Linked DNA regions of Homo sapiens: region 2 is linked to region 1. Evidence: chromatin contacts called from ENCODE POLR2A ChIA-PET data. All regions are on one chromosome and are shown on one strand. The core of a region is the stretch at or near the end of the contact, and the rest is flanking DNA. Distances in the headings are between cores, read along the strand shown.

Region 1 (7,516 bases), core at 1,485-3,984:
TCACAGGGCCAACTGATAAACCATATGGCTGAATAGTGTTACCCTGTTCCTAAAACTCAGGCAGTCTGGGGGACCATCATGTTTCCTTAAGACTAGTCTTTAGTCTAACCAGCAAGCCTGTACTCACTAATTTGGGCAAAGGTCTTAAGTTAGGGTTTCTGAAGAGTCATCGGTGTGTCAGAATCCCAGAGTTCTAAGAAACTTTAGAAATCATCCACTGACTTATTTTGTAGATGAGGAAACAGGTCCCCTGGGGTTAAGTGGCTGGCACACTAGTTGGGCAAATTTGGGTAAGTTGTTTAACTTCTCTAAGCTTCCTTATGTGAAATAGGGTGGCAGTATGACCTACTTTGTGGGGTTTTGGAGATGACCTAAATGAGGGACTGTGTAGAGCACAATGTCAGGCAGGAAGTCCTCCACTGATACTGGCTGCCTCTGTCACCATCTGACTTCCTCCTTTCCCATTTGGATGCTTTTTCTTTCTCTCTTTTTGCCTAATTGCTCTAGCTTGCTGCCTATATTATCATTTGAGCTCTGTTGCTCAGGCTGGAGTGCAGTGATGCAATCACAGCTCATTGTAACCTTGAACTCCTGAGCTCAAGCGATCCTCCCACCTCAGCCTCCAGGGTAGCTGGGACTGCAGGTGTGTGCCACCATGACTGGCTAATTTTTTTTTTTAATGTTTCTTGGAGACAGAGTCTTGCTATGTTGCTCAGTCTGGTCTTGAACTCCTGGCTCAAGCAATCTTCCCGCCTTGCCTTCCAAAGCTTTGGGATTATAGGTATGAGCCTCCATGCCCAACCCTGGAATCCTAATTCTTGACCCAATGCTCATATCATCACCCTTGCCTGTACCATCCAGTGATATGGGCTAAAAGTTCCTGGATAACCAAAATTCACTAATAATCCACCTCAGAAGTGTGGAGGACTCTGTCTCCAGTTGCAAAAAGGCAGGCTTCTTTCACATTTGATTCCACATATACTGAAACACCTCTTATATATAAGATGCTATGCTAGGGGTTGCAAAGGTGAGGGAGACATGGCATTAGGATTTAAGTGTAGCTTGTATTATTTTGATAGAATTTACAGCCTATCAGCTGCCTCTGCAGCAGAATAGCTGTGAGGCTTTGAGAAATTCACAGAACCTCTCTATGATGCAATTTCTTATCTGTAATGTGCAGATGCTATGTGACAATGTAAAGCAATTTAAGCCTAATGCCAGGCTAAAGTAGCTGCTTAATAAATGTAAGCTTTGATTGATATTGGGACTATCAATATTGTTAATTCATCTGGAGCTGGAAAGATGGATGGGATTTCATCCGTACAGAGATGGTGGTTGAAGCCATGGAATTAGGAGATTCCCATAGGGAGAGGGAGTAGAAAAACAGAAGATCCCAGTAAGGATCCTGTGGGAGGAGCATTATAGCAAAGATCTGGAGACAGATGGTTTGGATTCAAATCCCAGCTCTCTTATTTACTAGCTGTGTGATGTTGGACAAATAACATAACCTGTGCCCCAGTTTTCTTATCTGTAAGATGAGGATACCCCATGAGCATACTGATGATGCAACAGATTAATACATGTAAGGTGCATAGTGAGTTTTCAAAAATGTTGGTTATCATTATTTTCTTTGTATAAATTTATGGGATACAAGTGTAATTTTGTTACACGCATAGATTTCATAGTGGTGAAGTCAGGGCTTTTAGAGTATCCACCATCCAAATGATGTACATTGTAACCATTAGGTAACTTCTTATTTTCCACTGTCCTTCTACTCCCTCAGCCTTCCCAGTCTTCATCGTCTATCATTCTACTCTCTATGTCCATGTGTCCACATTATTTAGCTCCCACTGATAAACAAGAACATGAGGCATTTGTCTTTTGGTGTTTGAGTTATTTCACTTAATATAATGACCTCTAAAATTAATAATAAAATTATCATTTATTTTCTTGTCACAGGAAAATGATAAAGGAGGGAGAAGAAAGAATAGCAAGAGAAAAAGGAAAAAAGTCAGGGCAGGGCTAGTTTGCAGAAGTTATCAAGAAGGAGAAGACATCAATTAGAAAACAAAACTTGCCAAGAGGAAGATGAACAACGTATTAGAGACCGGGTGCGGTGGCTCATGCCTGTAATCCTAGCACTTTGGCAGGCTGAGGCGGGTGGATCACCTGAGGTCAGGAGTTCGAGACCAGCCAGGGCAACATGGTGAAACCCCATCTCTACTAAAAATACAAAAATTAGCCAGGTGTGGTGATGTGTGCCTGTAATCCCAGCTACTCAGGAGGCTGAGGCAGGAGAATCACTTGAACCCGGGAGGCAGAGGTTTCAGTGAGTCAAGATTGCGCCACTGCACTCCAACCTGGGTGACAGAGTGAGATTCTGTCTCAAAAAACAAAACAAAACAAACAAACAAAACAAACAAAAAACCAAGCTACTAGATTGGATAGGAACATTTTAGGGATATTCGAGAGCATACTTTGAATAGGGTAGTCAGGAAGGAAACCACACTCCAAAGGGAAAAGGTGAGAGTGTTCAGAGCAGAAGAAAGAGGAGGAGAAAATAACCAATTGTTGAACCAAGTGGTCCCTGACTGGGGGATAGGTTAAGCCTCAGTCATTGTTACAGTCACACATACCTGGAAGAAGCAATGGTCCCTGCATTTCTGTGGTACGGGTATCCCACGCCAGCCAGCCCTGGAAGCTCTCTACTGTGCCGTAAGCCAACCACCTTTCCTAGCTCAAGAAATCCCATGAGAATTGAAGTATGTATCTTAGGTCAGCTGACTCATGAAATTGCTATCAGAAAAGCAAACTGCTTCCCCTCTTTCGCCATCAGACTCATGGTTCTGCTTTTCGTTTATTTGCTGTACCTTTTCTGCCTAGCTATTGTTGATCACCTTTGGGATGATTGAGTTGGTAAACCCTAACGAGGAAATGCCCTGAAAGTTACATCACATTGTCTGAGGATTAGGAAGTGCCTTTGGGGCCAAAATAAATCTTAAATAAGCCTGTGGCTTTGAGGTGAGTAAACCAGATTTTAGGGTGTCTGTGTTGGTATCTGAAGTTTCCAGAGGAGTCATTTTAACATATCTTTCTCTTCCCCCAGTAGATGATACTTACTGGTTATGATTGCTGAGCCATAAGAAGTTAAGAGTCCCAAAGTCTCATAGAAGGTAATACATTATTTGGTTATTTGGACCAACCCTAACCAGTCACAGGACTTGGGAGAAAAAGTCTGTAAATCTACCCTTCCTCCAGCAAATATTTATTTATTTATTTATGTGGGTCTTGCTCTGTTACCCAGGCTGGAGTGCCGTGGCACAATCATAGCTCACTGCAACCTCAAACTCCTGGGCTCCAGCGATCCTCCCACCTCAGTCCTCTGAATCGTTAGGACTACAGGTGCATGCCACCACGCCTGGCTAATTTTTTTTAGTTTTTATTTTTTTTTTTGAAGAGAGACAGGGCCTCGCTTTGTAGCCCAGGCTTGTCTTGAATTTCTGGGCTCAAGCAATCCTTCTGCCTCAGTCTCCCAGTGTTGAGATTACCGGTGTGAGCCACTGCACCCGGCTCCCCTGCTTAAAACTCTTCTGAAGCTCTTCATTAGACTTAAAACACCAGACTTCCTACTGAAGCAGTGTTGTTGTCTGGGGTTCATCCTCTCATGCCAAGTAAATCAAGGATGCGGATGCACAAGAAGTGAATTTAAGGCCGAGCACTGTGGCTCACCCTTGTAATCCCAGCACTTTGGGAGGCTGAGACGGGCGGATCACCTGAGGTCAGGAGTTCAAGACCAGCCAAGCCAACATGGTGAAACCCTGTCTGTACTAAAAATACAAAAATTAGCTGGGCATGGTGGCGCATGCCTGTAATCCCAGCTACTCGGAAGGCTGAAGCGGGAGAATTGTTTGAACCCGGGAGGCAGAGGTTGCCGTGAGCGAAGATTGCGCCAGTTCCTTCCAGCCTGGGTGACAGAGTGAGACTTCATCTAAAAAAAAAAAAAAAAAAGTGAGTTTCAGAGCAGAAGTTTAACAGGCAAGAGAAGAGAAAAAAGAGAAAAGCTCTATCCTGCAGAGAGAGAGGGGCTCCCAAGTGAGTCTTCTGGTCTCGTGGTGAAATACATGGGGTTTTATAGCCGAGCTTGAGGAGGAGCTGTCTGATTTACACAGGAACCGAGAGATTGGTCGGACTGGGTGTGCTGTTTGCATAGCACGCAAAGAAGCTGGCCGCCCCATCCTCATCTTTTACTATGCAGATGGGGTCTCTACCTGGCTGGCACTATGTTGCCTGCTTTTTTACTGCACACGTGGTGATAAAGAAAAGGGAACATGGTGAAACCCCGTCTCTACTAAAAATACAAAAAATTAGCCGGGCGCGGTGGCGGGCGCCTGTAGTCCCAGCTACTCGGGAGGCTGAGGCAGGAGAATGGCGTGAACCCGGAAGGCGGGGCTTGCAGTGACCCGAGATAGCGCCACTGCAGTCTGGCCTGGGCGAAAGAGCGAGACTCTGTCTCAAAAAAAAAAAAAAAAAAAAAAAAGGGAAGAGGGAACCTCCATGTTGAACATGCCTGCCCCCAGGAAGCCTTTTCCTATTGGCACAGCCGCTGCATTTACCTTTGCAAACTTCCAGCTTGCTTATTTATGTTTGTAGCTCGATTTTGCAGACTGCTCTTTGTCGTGGTGGTGATGATGATGATGGTGATAATAACGGTTGTGGTGGTGATGGTGGTAATCATGGTAGTGGCAGGAGTGATGGTGGAGCTATAGGTGGTGGTGGTGACGATGAAGGAAGGGATGATGGTGATGATGACGATGGTTGCGATGATGGTGAAGATGATGAAAGTGACGGTGATGGTAGTAGCGATGGTGATGGTTACATTATGGTGATATTTTCAGAGATGGTGGTGATGATGGTGATTGAAGGTGACAGCTGCAGTGAAGGTGATTGTTGTGGTGATGGTGACGAAGGCTGTGATAGCAGTGGTGATAATGATGGGGTGAAAATAGCAAAGGTGGTGGTTATATTGGTAGTGGAGGTAAAGACGAAAAGAAATGATTTTGGGGCTGCTTTTTGTTAACAGGGAAGCCTTACTGAGGACTCTCTTACCCTCACCAGTTGCCTGAATAATATCTTTTTAGCTCTTGTATCACTAGATACAACAGGAACAAAAAGGAACAAACAAACAGGCAAACAAACAAAAAAACCACTGCAAGAAAGTAGCCCTGGTGGCAACTGAAGACACGGTCATGGATTAAATCATTTAGGGAGAGATTATAGAGTGGAAAAAGAACCCTGAGTAATTCATTTAAAAACTCAGGCAATGTTAATTTGTGCAAAGGCAATAGAAAAAAATTAAAAAAAATAAAGGAATGGAGAGGCAGCTAATAGAGGAGACAGGACGAGAATGGCCAGAGAGATGAGGGGTGGGGGTGGGAAATGAATGGAGTATGGTATTATGGAGGTAAAGGAAAGAGATCACACTGAATTAAGACTGAAAGACACCCACAGGAGAGAGCTGCAAGGGGGTTGTTTGTATTCTTAGCATGAACAATTACAGTAGTGAAGGTGGTGGTGGTGGTGATGATGCTGATGCTGATGATAGCGGTTGTGGTGGTGGTTGTTATATATAAAGTTTCGGTGACGTGAAAGAAATAGCACTTGAATATAAAATTTTCCTTTTAATTCTCAGCAAGGCAAGTTACTTCAATATAGAAGGGTGTGCCCTTACAGATGGAACAGTGGCGAGCGCACATTCGGACATGGGAGGGGAAGGGGTTCTTATCCCTGACTCAGGTGGCCCCTGCTGCTGTGTCGTTCCCCTATTGGCTAGGATTAGACCGCGCAGGCTAAACTAATGCCGATTGGCTAATTTAAAGAGAATGACGGGGTGAGTGCTTTGGCGGGAGTCAGGGCAGAGCAGGTAGCAGGTAATCGGAATGAGTTAGGGTGGAGCAGGTGATCAGAATGAGTCAGGGTGGAGTAGGTAATCGAAAAAGCTGCTTTACGAGGAAGTTAAGTTTAAAAGTAGAAGGCAAAGAATTGAACATACTGACATATTAATTCTTTGAAAATAAATTTAGAACTCATATCTAACATGGTGATGATGATGATGATAATAACGGTTGTGGTGGTGATGATGATGGTGATAGAATGGTTGCAGTGGTGATGGTGGTCATCATGGTAGTGGCAGTAGCGATGGTGGTGGTAGAGGTCGTGGTGGTGATGACGGAAGTGATGATGGTGGTGATGATGATGGTTGCGATGGGGCTGAAGGTGACGAAAGTGACGACGGTGGTAGTAGCAATGGTGGTGGTAACATCACAGTGATGTTTTCAGAGATGGTGGTGATGATGGTGATTGATGGTGACAGTTGTAGTGAAGGTGACTGTTGTGATGGTGATGAAGGCTGTGATAGCAGTGGTGATGAAGATGGGAGTGAAAATAGTGGCGGTGGTGGTTATGTTGATAGTGGAGGTAAAGATGGTGGTGATGCCAATAATGGTAGGGAAGGTGGTGGAGGTTGTTGTTATAATGGTTCAAGCCAGAATTATGTGGATTGAGGAAAAAGCGCGAGGGGAAGAAGTGGAGACAGCAAGTGAAGTCACCTGTAAAGACAGTTGGAGAAAAAAGTATGAGCAAAGCAAGATGATCAAGAGACCTCCCTGGGTGTTTGGAGCATGGTGGAATTAGCTGGCTATTGGGATTGTCAAGGCCATGAACGTACGTAGTAGGTTTGTTGGGCTCTCAACATCCTACTGTCCCAGCATGCATGCAGTGAGGCTTCCTGATCTTTCTCCCTAGTGATCGTCTAGGGGTGGGGTTGTAGAGGCAAGAGTTGATCAAGAGAGACAGGTGGTGCTACCTAATGGTCAGGCCAAAGTGGTTCACATAGTTTGGATGTTGTTCCCTCTAACTCTCATCTTGAAATGTAATCCCCAGTGTTGGAGGTGCGGCCTGGTGGGAGGTGATTGGATTATGGGGGTGGATTTTTGATGGCTGGTTTAGTGCCATTTCCTCGGTGCTGTCCTCATGATAGTGAGTGAGTTCTCATGAGATCTGGTTGTTTAAAAGTGTGTGACTCCTCCCCTCTTCTCTCTTGCTCCTGCCCTCACCATGAGACACCTACTTTCCCTTCACCTTCTGCTATGATTGGAAGCTTCCCAGGCCTTCCCAGAAACCAAGCAGATGTCAGCTTCCTGTAAAGCCTGCGGAACCACGGGCCAGTTAAAACACTTCTTTATCAATTACCCAGCCTTGGATATTCCTTTGTAACAATGCAAGAATGGCTTAACTCAGTAGTTATGCTATTACAGAATGTTGGCTGCAGAGTCAGAATCCCTGGGTTCAAATCCTGGCTCTGCCACTGATTAGCTGTGTGACTTTGGGAAAGTTACTCAACCTCTCTTTTCTGCAGGCATCTCTGATCTGGGATAACTGCAATAGTCTCGTAACTCGTTGTCCTTCTGTCCCATCCTCCACCGTGCAGTCAGGACAGTTTTCTGAAAGATGATTCTGG
Region 2 (7,516 bases), core at 3,514-6,013, 1.4 Mb after region 1:
GAGGTTGCAGTGAGCCGAGATTACGCCACTGCACTCCATCCTGGGTGACAGAGCAAGACTCCCTCTCAAAAAAAAAAAAGGAGGAGGAAGAAGGAAGAAGGAAGAAGAAGAAGAAGAAGAGGAAGAGGAAGAGGAAGAGGAAGAAGAAGAAGAAGAAGGGGAAGGGGAAGGGGAGGGGAGGGGGAGGGGGAGAGGAGGAGGAGGAGGAAGAACAACTCAGGAAAGGAGGTCTCACACACTGCAGGGAGGCTCCAAGCTACAAAGTTGGGGGCGATGGGGGGGACCAGGGCTGCCAGTACCAATGCCTTCATCCCTTTGAAGGCCTCCCTCTCAGAAGCAAGGACCCCCTCCTTGGCCTCAAGTCCCCGCCCTCGTTGGTTAAAACACAAATCACTTCTCTGTCGTTATGACCTGCCTGTTTTTGACTGAAATGGTCATACAGAAGGAAGTCAGTTTGAAATATTGGTGAGTCAAAATGATTAAATAGGCCGAGCGCAGTGTCTCACGCTTATAATCCCAGCACTTTGGGAGGCTAAGGCGGGTGGATCACTTAAGCCCAAAGCTCTCTGCAGGAAGCCCCGGACACCCTGGGGCAGGCGGGAGGAGAGGGCAGCACAACCCAGGCTCCACCCAGCTTCTCTCAGCTTCCACCTCCCAAAGGCCACAGAGGAGCCTGGGACAGGAGCAGAGGGCGGGGGTTCCAGTGACTTCTGGAACATTCATGATGGTCCGTGCAAAGCATTCCTGGGAGGGTCCGTGATCACCTCTGTCCCTGGGTGGCTGGGCTCCAGCAGCCCTTCCTTCCTTCTGTCCATTCTTCCTTCTGCCTGCACCTCCTCCCAGCATGTGGCACCCCCACATCCTAAGCCTGTGTCACTTTCTTTCCATGGATTCTTTGACCGCCTTCCTCTTCTCACTGACTTGGCATCTAGGGGCTTCTTGGTGGAGGAAGGTAACTGGTAAGAAATGACATACTGAGGCCAGGCGTGGTGGCGCACGCCTGTAATCCCAGCACTTTGGGAGATCAAGGCGGGTGGATCGCTTGAGTCCAGGAGTGCAAGACCAGCCTGGGCAATATAGTGAGGGGAAAAAGAAAAAAAAAAGGAAGGAAGGAAGGACTGAGAAACTAGCAGAGTCTTCTGGCTGTCTGGGTGTACGGTCCAGCCCTACGGGGCTTAGCGGGTGTTCTCCCTGTGTGCGGAGATGAGAGATTGTAAGAAATAAAGACACAAGACAAAGAGATGAAGAGAAAACAGCTGGGCCCAGGGGACCACTACTACCAAGACACGGAGACCGGTAGTGGTCCCGAATGACTGGGCGTGCTGAAATTTATTGCGTACAAGACAAGGAGGGCAGGGAAGGAGGGTGAATCTTCCAAGTGATTGACAAAGTCAAGCAAGTCACGTGATCATAGGACAGGGGGCCCTTCCCTTTTAGGTAGCGGAAGCAGAGAGAGAACGCAGCATATGTCAGCGTTTTCTTCTATGCACTTATAAGAAAGATCAAAGACTTTAAGACTCACTATTTCTTCTACCGCTGTCTACTACAAACTTCAAAGAGGAACCAGGAGTACGGGAGGAACATGAAAGTGGACAAGGAGCGTCATGACCATTGGAACACAGCACCACAGGGAGGGGTTTAGGCTGCGGGTAGGCCTAGATAATATCCAGCCTTCCACAAGAAGCTGGTGGAGCAGAGTGTTCCCTGAGTCCTCCGAGGAAAGGAGACTCCATTTCGCGGTCTGCTAAGTTACGGGCGCCTTCCCAGACACTGGCATTAACCGCTTGACCAAGGAGCCCTCATGCGGCCCTTATGCAGGCGTGACAGAGGGTTCACCTCTTGCCTTCTAGGTCACTTCTCACATTGTCCCTTCAGCACCTGACCCTCTCTACTCGTCGGTTATTCCTAGGTTATATTAGTAATGCAACAAAGAGTAATATTAAAAGCTAATGATTAATAATGTTTATATTAATGATTGATAATTGTCCATGATCATCTCTGTATCTAATTTGTATTATGACTATTCTTATTCTAACTATTTTCTTTATTATACTGAAACAGTTTGTGCCTTCAGTCTCTTGCCTCGGCACCTAGGTAATCCTTCGCCCACATCTGGGGACAGTCCTCATGTGTTCCTAAGCTCAGCCTCGAGGGTCCTGGGCTGGTCACCTCACCGCATCTGCACTGTGTCTCTAGATCCAGACTCCACGGGAAGGGCTTGGGATGCCTAGCACAAAGGATGCCTGGTGTGACAAACATCCCTCCATTCCCTGGACTGCAGCTCAGCAAAAGGTCCAGGTGGTGCCATGCCAATTTACTGTCCCTTTGAGATGAGCCCATAGGGCCTTGTGGGGGGCGAGTGTGAAGCTGGGCGCCTGGAGCCTAAGGCCAGCTGTCCCTCCCTGTGTCCTGGAGGAGGGGCCCTGTCCCAAAAAGACCCTCAGGGGCCTGGCCTGTGAGTGCAGATGTGGGGAGGGGAGAGTCTGTGGGCTGAGTGGGGGCCACAGGAACGGACTTTGAGCACCATGGCTGAGGGGCCTGGTCAGTGGGAACCTGGACATTGTGGCCTGGTCAGCCGAGGCCTGGTCTGGTCAGTGGGGACCTGGACCTTGTGGCTTGGTCAACAGGGGCCTTGTCAGTGGGACCTGGACATTGTGGCCTGGTCAGTGGGGGCCTTGTCAGTGGGACCTGGACATTGTGGCCTGGTCAGCGGGGGTCTGATCAGTGGGAACCTGGACATTGTGGCCTGGTCAGCTGAGGCCTGGTCAGTGGGTACCTCGACCTTATGGCTTGATCAACAGGGGCCTTGTCAGTGGGACCTGGACATTGTGGCCTGCTCAGCGGGGCCTGATCAGTAGGACCTGGACATTGTGGCCTGGTCAGCGGGGGCCTTGTCAGTGGGACCTGAACATTGTGGTCTGGTCAGTGGGGGCCTGATCTGTGGGACCTGGACATTGTGGCCTGCTCAGCGGGGCCTGATCAATGGGACCTAAACAATGTGTCCTAGTCAATGGGGGCCCGGTCAGCGGAGGCTTTGTGAATGGGGACACGGTCCTTGGGGACATAGTCAGAAAACACCTAGTAAATGGGGGTGTTGTCAGCAGGGACCTGCTCGGTGAGGATCTGGTCTGTGGGAGGCCTGGTCAGCTGTGGCCTGGTCAGAGGGGACTGATCATGGGTCCTCGAGTTAAGGACTTAGTCACTTGGCACCTCATCAGTGAGGACCTGGTCAGTGGGCGCCTGGTCAGCGGAAGCTGGGTCAGTGTGATCTGATTATTGGGGGTCTGGTCTATGGGGACCTAGTCATTGGAAACCTGGCCACTGGAGCCTGTTCAATAGAAAGGTGGTCAGTGGAAGCCTGGCAGTGAGGGCCTGGTCGTTGGGCTCCTGGGTAGTGGGGCCTAGTCAGTAAAGGTCTATTCAGTAAGGACATGGTCAGTTGGAATTTTCTTAGTTGGGGCCCAGTCAGTGGGGACCTGGTCAGCGAGGGCCTAGTCAGTGGGACTTGGTCAGTAGGGACCTGGGCACTGGAGTCCTGGGTAGTGGGGCCTAGTCAGTAAAGGTCTGGTCATTCAGGGCCTGGTCAGCCAGAACCTCATCTGTTGGGGCCGTGTCAGTGAGCTCTAGTCAGTGGGGACCTGGCAATGGAAGCCTCATCAGTGGGTCTTGGATAGTGAGGCCTAGTCACTGGAGGACTGGTCAGTGGGGACTTGGGTAAGGGGGCCTGGTCCCTAAAGGTCTGGTCATTAAGGACCTGGTCAGTTGGAACCTTGTCACTTTGGGCCCGGTCAGTGGGACCTGGTCTGAGGGGGTCTTGTCAGTTGGGCCCAAGTCAGTGGGAGTCTCATCAGTGGGGCCTGGCTAGTGGGGCCTGGTCAGTGGAGGTTTGGTCAGTGGGGTCCTGGTAAGTTGGAGCCTCATCAGTGGGGACCTAGTCAGTGGGGACTTGTCAATGGGACCTGGTCAGGGGACCCTTGTTAGAAGGAGCCTGGTCAGTGGGGCCTAGGTAGTGAAACCTGGCCACTGGGGGCCTGGAGAGCTGGGGCCTGCTCAGTGGGACCTGGTCAGTGTTGGATGTGGTTAGCGGGGCCTCATCAACTGGGGCCTGGCCAGTGGGACCTGGTCAATGGGAGCTTGGTCACTGAGGTCCTGGTTTGTGGGGTCTAGTCAGTAAGGGTCTATTCAGAGAGACTTGGTTAGTAGGGACCTGGTCTTTGAGGCCCTGGAGAGTGGGGCCTATTCAGTAAAGGCCTGGATCACTGGGGTCCTGGTTAGTGAGGCCTAGTCAGTAAAGGTCTGGTCACTGAGGACCTGGTCAGTCAGAACCTTGTCGGTTAAGGACCTGGTCAGTTGGAACCTTGTCAGTTGGGCCCAGTCACTGGGGGCCTGGTCAGTAGGGACATGGTTAGTGAGGACCTGGTCAGTGGGGGCCTTGTCAGTTGGGCCAAGTCAGTGGGAGTCCTGGGTAGTGGGGCCTAGTCAGTAAAGGTCTGGTCATTAAGGACCTGGCCAGTCAGAACCTCGTCAGTTAAGGACCTGGCCAGTCAGAACCTCGTCAGTTAAGGACCTGGCCAGTCAGAAGCTCGTCAGTTAAGGACCTGGCCAGTCAGAACCTCGTCAGTTAAGGACCTGGCCAGTCAGAACCTCGTCAGTTAAGGACCTGGCCAGTCAGAACCTCGTCAGTTAAGGACCTGGCCAGTCAGAATCTCGTCAGTTAAGGACCTGGCCAGTCAGAACCTCGTCAGTTAAGGACCTGGCCAGTCAGAATCTCGTCAGTTAAGGACCTGGTCAGTTGGGTCCAGTCAGTGGGGGCCTGGTCAGTGGAGACCTAGGCCATCAGTGGGTCCTGGATAGTGAGGCCTGGTCATTGGGGTCCTGGGTAAGTAGGGTCTGGTCAGTGAAAGTCTCATTGATGAGGCCTAGTTAGTGGGGTCCAGGCAGTGAGGGCCTCATCAGGGGGACCTAGTCAGTGAGTCAGTGAGGGCTTGGTGAGTGGGGGCCTCGTCAGTGGGGCCTTGTGCCTGGTGAGTGTGAACCTGGTCTTCAGGGGCCTGGTCAGCAGGTGACTGATCAGTAGGGGTCAGTGCAGCCCTGGCCAGTGGCTGCCTGATCATTGGACCTAATCCATCGGGGCCTGGCAGAGGTGGGGGAGGGGTGAGGGGGGGTGGCTGTCAGTGGGGCCTGGTCAGTGACATCCTGGTCAGCAGGCTCCTAGTCAGAGGGAGCCCAATCAATAAACCTGGTCATCGGGGGCCTGGTCAGTGAAAACTTGGTCGGCAGGGTTGGTCAGTGTGTCCTGGATATTGGGGATTGGTCAATGGGGGACCAGGTCGGTGGAGACCTGGTCATCGGGGCCCATTTAGTGAGGGCCAGGTCATGGAAGGCCCGGGTGATGGGGCCCTGGTTGCCTGGTCAGTTGGACCTGGTCATCCCAGGACTGATCCTCAGGGAACACTCTGACTTCACCAGGCTCCCCTGACCATGCCAGTCCCTGGCCTGCAGCCAATGGTGTCCTTTGTGTCTCTCCCAGCACAGACCCAGGCCCAGGGGATGCCCAATGCTGGGAGGAGGCTCAGACAGCAGGAAGGAGAGAAGGAAGGAAGGAACTTCCGTAGTACCGATGCCTACAAAATTACAACACGTGGTGCTGTTTCTACTCCATCACCATGTTCGCTCTTTATTTCCTATGTAATTCTCTATTCAACCGGCCTCAGTTGAGCACAAAACCATCCTTGTACCACCATGAATAGTTGGCCATGGCTCTTTGATAGCAATTTTTGTTCTGCCGTAGAAATTATCCTTGAACCAGAAAAAAAAATCCCCAATTCAACACTCCATTTTTGTGAAGAGCTGGTTCCGAATTCTGGGTCACTTTTTGGAAAAAATATCTGTTGTGGTAAACAGTGCTGCATCTGTGATCTCAAGTCTCTACTGGAATTGGATAGAGATGGTGAATTTCAGCCAGAGCGCCCAAAGAACTCGTGTCCCGCGCTCCTGAACGCCATCAGCCGCCGCACCTCCATCTTCCCTCCTCCCACGAGTCTCCTGCTCCCCGTGACTCTGGTAAGAGCTCCTCTGTGAACGTGGAGGTGGTCTGGGAAGTTGGCCCAGTGCTCCTGGGACCGCACTAACAGGTCCGAGACGGGGTCCAGGTCCTGCCTGGGCCAATCCGGGAAGAGCTTGCCAATGGCATCACAGGCACCTCGGGGAAGGGGATGGTTTGGTTCAGGACCACCCAGAGGCCTGCTGGGCCCACTCCAAGGCCTGGCTGAGGCCACAGAAGGGCTGGCCGCCTGCTGATGCTCCTTCTTGAAGCCCCTCACCTGCTGGCAGTGAGCTCCATGCCCTGTGGCTGAGCAGCAGCGCTGTTGTCCACCTTCCTGGGCAAGCATCTGCAGCTATCCATCTTGCTCTCCACCTCCTGCAGGTTGAGGGCAGTGGTGGGGGTAGTGCTCAGGGTCAGGAAGGAGCTGACCCCCACCATGCCACCCTTCTCACCCTTCCTCTTGCCCTGTTTCCAGGCCTCCTCGCAGTGTTGCTGGGCCACGTCAGGAAGTGCTGGAGGACGTGGCATTGCACCAACACCAGGCGGCCAGCCGTGTGGCTCATCCCGCAAATCAGGCTCTTCCTGTGCATGGAGATGGAGTCCCTCTGGAGGCAGCCCGTGGCCCTGTTCTCGGGCAGGTGGAGCATGGAGACGACTGGGAACTTCACTAGACACGCATCCAGCCGGTTCAAGGGCTTGTCGCGCCGTGCACCAGCTTGCAGGAGAAGTAGGTCTTTATGTCCTTGAACTTGTTCTACTGAGTGGTGTCGCCAGCGGTGCACTGGGTTCTCCTGCCACTTGGGGCCATGGGGTAGGGGTTTTCCTGCCACTTGGGGCCATGGGGCCAAGCACCAACAGCACCATGCACACAGCTTGTCCCTGTCTTTCACAGAGCCCAACGCCTCGCCAAGCACGAAGGCCTCCCTTCCCGACTTGATGAAGGCAGAGTAGCGGTTGAGGTTGCGGCTCACAGTGACCGAGCTCCTGCCCACGTGGGGACCCAGGGAGCCGTCGAGCTCCAGGTATGCACCTCTGCCCAGTGCACCTGGATCGTTCACCGTCATGGAGCTGCCATCCCACTTGTCGTCCCAGTCATCATCACTGCCCTAGCTGGCCTAGTTGCCACCAAGGAGCTGCTGAGGCCACGGCTTCAGGGCATCCCTACCGCCTGGAAATCCTGCGCTGGCTGCTGGAAGGCACTCTGTGGTGGCACCAGCTGCGGCTGCAGTAGCAGCTGGAAAGCACTGAGAGATGGCTTCAAGGAGGCAGGCAGTGCACCGGGCAGGGCCTTGAAACCTCTGGGTGGTACAATGGCCATGGCACAGTGGGTCAAGGCACAGGGGCAGCCATGGCGCGCTGGGCCAGTCCAGGGTTGCAGACCACTTGCACTGCAGATATAAGGCCAGGGTTGCTGAGGCCATGAGCCCCTGCGAGTCAGCCCTTGATGTCCTGCTCACTACACAGGCTCAG

Evidence for each region. ChIA-PET counts read pairs that join two places held with the same protein, here RNA polymerase II (POLR2A).
Region 2: POLR2A ChIA-PET joins it to region 1 with 12 read pairs in naive thymus-derived CD8-positive, alpha-beta T cell. The contact joins the promoter of LINC00905 here to the promoter of ADGRE3 in region 1. POLR2A ChIA-PET finds 5 or more read pairs at or near these places in 2 of 52 experiments (naive thymus-derived CD4-positive, alpha-beta T cell and naive thymus-derived CD8-positive, alpha-beta T cell).

The regions. Positions count from the first base shown.
Region 1 is chr19:14,672,110-14,679,625 of GRCh38, forward strand. It overlaps ADGRE3 (adhesion G protein-coupled receptor E3), which reads right to left and starts at 2,735. Exons shown (of 16, transcript NM_032571.5): 1 at 2,637-2,735. The coding sequence starts at 2,661.
Region 2 is chr19:16,028,950-16,036,465 of GRCh38, forward strand. It overlaps LINC00905 (long intergenic non-protein coding RNA 905), which reads left to right and starts at 4,764. Exons shown (of 5, transcript NR_024335.2): 1 at 4,764-4,879; 2 at 5,531-6,063; 3 at 6,522-6,773; 4 at 6,939-7,068. It also overlaps the pseudogene SNX33P1. RefSeq lists an enhancer at 6,148-6,649.